2 separate regions of the Mus musculus genome follow, and region 1 is linked to region 2. A link is a loop called in an ENCODE intact Hi-C map of the cell type or tissue named here. Cell type or tissue: left cerebral cortex. All regions are shown on one strand.

The links. A loop is a pair of places that touch in the nucleus more often than their neighbours do. Peaks named below come from ENCODE experiments on the same cell type or tissue, not always from the same donor. Only the 100,000 strongest peaks of a DNase experiment are listed, where the experiment ranks them.
Region 1: it touches region 2 in a loop (5-fold over the local background); 12 of 42 quality-filtered maps call a loop at or near these places.

Annotation. Positions count from the first base shown.
Region 1 is chr8:53,606,053-53,608,552 of GRCm38, reverse strand. It overlaps Neil3 (nei like 3 (E. coli)), which reads left to right. Exons shown (of 10, transcript NM_146208.2): 5 at 1,151-1,225. Among named protein-coding and RNA genes, the nearest start is that of Gm39181, 23 kb to the right of the region's middle. In left cerebral cortex, a CTCF peak has its summit at 1,320 (motif pointing left); a DNase peak (open chromatin) is centred at 1,291.
Region 2 is chr8:54,492,303-54,494,802 of GRCm38, reverse strand. No RefSeq gene overlaps it. Among named protein-coding and RNA genes, the nearest start is that of Spcs3, 36 kb to the left of the region's middle. In left cerebral cortex, a CTCF peak has its summit at 1,476 (motif pointing right); DNase peaks (open chromatin) are centred at 740, 1,061 and 1,477; H3K27ac peaks cover 710 bases.

The sequences.
Region 1 (2,500 bases), 890 kb after region 2:
GGCCATCTTTAAATACAGATATTTATATTATGATTCATAACTAGCAAAATTACAGTTATGAACTATAAATGAAATAAAGTTGTGCTGGGGGTCTCAACAGAACGTGGGGACTTGGTCTTGTTTTTACCATTCCAACTGGGGAGACTTGTGCTCTTAGTTTTCCAGGAGGGAGAATTGGTAGAGGAATGTTAAGAGAATAGTGATGGACTGAGGAAGGTCCTAAGGCAGGAGACACTGGAAAGGCAGCATCCGTACATTTGTTTCTATGGGAGGAAATCTGCATTGAAGACTCTTATCCAGATTTCATACTGCTAACTCAATTCTAATGATACCAACTATTTCTACAAAATAAAGTATACTAAGGAAATTATTTTTACATAAGTCCACATATACCTCTTTGTCTTTTGCGAATAGTTTCTTCCTGGTTTTGATACAATCCAAATCACTAGTAGTTAAGTGGTAGAAGAAATCAGTTAATGACAATTTTAGGATAGTGTACTGGCTGGTTTTGTGTGTCAACTTGACACAGCTGGAGTTATCACAGAGAAAGGAGCTTCAGTTGGGGAAGCGCCTCCATGGGATCCAGCTGTGGGGCATTTTCTCAATTAGTGATCAAGGGGGAGGTCCCCTTGTGGGTGGTGCCATCTCTGGGCTGGTAGTCTTGGGTTCTATAAGGGAGCAGGCTGAGCAAGCCAGGGGAAGCAAGCCAGTAAGAAACATCCCTCCATGGCCTCTGCATCAGCTCCTGCTTCCAGACCTGCTTGAGTTCCAGTCCTGACTTCCTTTGGTGATGAACAGCAATGTGGGAAGTGTAAGCTGAATAAACCCTTTCCTCCCCAACTTGCTTCTTGGTCATGATGTTTGTGCAGGAATAGAAACCCTGAGTAAGACAGGTTCTGCTTTTTGACACTTTGAACAACTAAAATGAGCTTCTTAAAATGGAGTATGTTTTTTAGAACTGATCCAAGGCATGGGTGATGGCTTGCTTAGCATGTATGAGGCCCTAGTTTTGATGCCCAACATCAGAGCTAGAGAGTGGAAAGCAAAAAAATATTCAGGAGTTTTAAGTCTCTTGTTAATTCTCTTTAAGAGAACTAGCAGGTGAGGTTATAGTCGTGAATAAATTAGGAAACTATGCTTTCCCACTAAGGTGTGTCAACTATCAGACAAACAGGCCTGTCACCTTGTGAAGATGACTCGGGATTTCAGCATTCTCTTCTACAGGGTAAGAGCAAATATTTACAACCTTGTGCAATACCAGTGGTTTCCTTGTGTGCCTTTACCAGGGTGCTGAAGCTGTGTGTAGCCCTCTAGTGGTCAGAGTGCAGAGATTCACGGAGCAAGACTGACATCTGAATGGCAGGCACAATTAGTGTCTTAAAATTTGGAGTCAACTTGCCTCACTCTGAATGTATTTTGCTACAGTTACACCAAGTTGAATAACAGTTGTGTTGGTATTTTGCTTTGATTCTTGTTGTATTTGGATATATAAAACAAAGCATTTAGACAGACTTAAAACAGTTTAAATAGATGGGTTCATTTACATTTTGCCATTAGTTATGTGAACTTTAGGCTTTTTATATGTTTTTTTTTAATCTGTAATATGAAGTTATGTTTCTATATGTCCAACAAAAGCTGTTCTGAGGATGGCACAAGTTCTCATTAACATGTTAGTTAGCAAACAGTATAATATTCTTATAGACCTCCGTAAAAGTGCTTCATCTTTTAATCGATGGATGATAACTAATCTTGTTTTCCCACCACAATCTGTTTTCTATGTTCAGAATTTTTACTATGCTCAGAAATGAAGGTATTAAAATTGTTTTCCCTAATTGACCTAAAGTGTTAATGATCCTCTTACAGGATAGAACTGCCTTCAGTAATAATGGCCATTTTATAATGACCTGTGCCCATTTGTCCATCCAGAGAAAAATGACTATAGAAAACAGTGCATTCTGCCTACATCAAATTGGGCATTTCACTACCTTGCTTACATTAATATATATTGTTTGTGTAATTTCAGCCCACATATAGTCCTATTTCTGAGCTTTTAAATTTTCACACTGTTGGTGGAAACCAAAAATACTGTCTTTGTCGGTGCTTTAAAAAGTGTGTGTATAGAATAAAACTATAGCAGAAAAATGAAAGTGTCTCTTAAAATGAAGCTGATACCAAACAGAACATTTCTTTGTTAGGATGTATTTGAGTTTTTATTTTCTTTCTAGCAAATCTCTAGAGTTAAGAAAAAAAAAAAAAAAAAGGCCCTTTATCAGGCCAACAAAGAAAATGCTCTCGTTAAATTTTATCCCCTAAAAATAAGTTTTTTGGCCGTTGAATCTGAGAGAGCAGCTTCCTCGTTCTAAAAGCAATCAGATTTGAAGCTAATCTAGCCCTTTTCTTGCAACCATGTAATTATGTTTAATTAAGGAAGCCTTAAAAGCATAAAAGACATTTTAAAATATAGAACTTTTATATATCATTTAGATAAGAGGATACAGCA
Region 2 (2,500 bases):
GGATGAAAGATGAAGAGGAGAAGGCAGAGGAGGAAGAGGAGGAGGAGGTGGAAGAGGAAGAGGATGAGGAGGGTAAAAGGGAAAGAGGGGAGGGGAATAGGAGGAATGGTAAGAGTAGGATATGGTGACTGAGGCAGCAGAGTCTTTCAAGTCATCTTTGAGTGGATGGGTTATATTTAATAACAGAATATATTTCTGGAGTCTCTTTGTTTCTTTCTTTGCTTGTTTCTTTCTATCTTTCTGTTCCCCTCCCTCCCTTCCTTCCTTCCTTCCTTCCTTCCTTCCTTCCTTCCTCCCTCCCTCCCTCCCTCCCTCCCTCCCTCCCTTCCTTCCTTCCTTCCTTCCTTCCTTCCTTCCTTCCTTCCTTCCTTGACTTCAGTTGTTTACCAGGGATAACATCTGTTTCTGGAAGGGGTTTTCCTCCTAGTGTCATGTCATCAAAAAGTAACTTGGTCCATCACCCAGAATTAGTTTTGTTGATTGTTTTAGTATCCCTTGTGCAATTAAACATGTGTGTAGTAGAATAGGGAGATGGGATTTGTATAAAAGTGAGCAGTGCTCCAACCAGCTTGCCGGCCAGTTTAGGAAATAACAGGAAAGAAACAGAAGGAAACGGCTGGAGAGATGGCTCAGCAGTTAGAAGCATTTGTTCTCGTAGAGGAACCAGCAACCACCCACATAATGGCTCACAACTGTCTGTAACTCCACCTCCAGGGAATATGACACCCTCTTTTGACCTCTGTGGGTGTGAGGCATGCATACAGTGCACCTACATACACAAAACAAAACAGCCACTCTCATTTATATAAAACAAAGAAATCTGAAATGAGGAGAGAAGAAGAGAAAGATTAAAGAAAGCACAGGAAGGAGACAGCTGGTGTCTGGAGGCTGAAGGTTCAGAAGGCTGTAGGATTTTGTTGAAGAGCACTGAAGATAAGGACAGCGGCAGAGTAGAAACCCAGAGCTATAGATCGAATAGTAACTCAAGATTGGGTGGATGGGTATTATATGGATAACACCTAAGCCCTTAAAAGGCCTCCACAGATGAAGCCGTGTATCCTGTTTTGGATGAGTGAGCTGAAACCCACGCTCTCCCCAGAGAGTGAGTTAGTGAACGCAAATGAACACCACTTCAGCTCAGTATCTCAAGGTTTTATTGTTTTAGTTTCTTTTTCAATGAAACGTAACATTTCGTCCAGTCCACTTCATCCCCGTTAAAGAACATTTGTTAAGGTCTTATGCAATTTTGGATATCAAGAGGGTTAGATACTTTATATTTTTATAATCCGAGTGTTTGGTATCTGACATAAGTAAGTTACAGATACATTTAACAAAAATCATTATTGTGGAAAGTTAACGCATATTTCAAGGGTGTTTCCACATTCCGCGTGATCACTGTATTAGTTATTTGGAAGACATGGGGAAGAGCAGCAATCTCGAATAAGAGGCGACAGCATTTCTGGTCGATGTCCACTAGGTGGTGCTGTTGAGCTCAAGATTCAGTCTGATGCATATTTTAACTCAGGAATGTGACTACAGAAAACATTTTAGTGTGCTATTGTCTCCTCATAGATTACACCTAAATCTATGCCTAGGATACATTTTTTTTTCAATTTAGAGACATTTATAATGTTTGAAATTTAAAAACTGTTAGCATTTTAAGGATGTGGTATGGTAGTAATTTGTTGCTGTTGAAGTACATATAAAGGAACTTTTCCCATTCTTCCCAGGTGTTTTGTTTTGTTTTGTTTTTACATTTAAAATGAGCTTTAAATTCAGAATGTGGCTAGTTCACCTTTTGGACAGAAGATAGATTTCATTTTCAGGCTGTAAAAGTGTAGACAAGATAACACAAAGCTAAAATATCTCCTATGATTTTTTTTTAAAGGAAGATAACATATTGAATGGATGTATGTCTAAAAAAGACTGACGTTGAGATCAGATTTCCCAGTCCATCGCCTTGTGGCATTCTGAAGAATACCCAAAATGCTAAAGAGTAAATAATGTTTCTTTCAACCAATGGATGGAGAGTGTGCGGTGTAACTGTGTTACAGCTCTGTGAATATGTTGTGGCAGACTGATGACAAACCCATGTGAGACTCGTTTTCCTTTGCTATATTGGTGAAGAAACTGAGCAAAAGTGGAGTCTCTGGTGGCTACTTTCTTGGTGTCTGTGGGTCTCTAACCCAGCTCCTGCTTAAAAAAGAGAAGACAAGAGCAGGACCAGATTATGAGGAAAAAGGAGAAGAAGAAGGAGGAGGGAGAAGAGGGAGAAAAGGAAAGGAGGAGAGGAAGAAGAGAAGGAATAGGAGGAGGGAGAGGAGGAAAGGAGGAGGGGAAGAAGAGAAGGAGGGAGAGAGAGGAAGGAAGGACTAGAGGGGGAGGGGGAGGGTGGAGAGGAGAGAGGAGGAGAGGAGGAAGAGGGGGAGAGGTGGAAAGGAAGAAAAGGAGGGAGAGGGGGAGAGGGGGAGGAGGAGGAAGAGGAGGAGGAAGAGGAGGA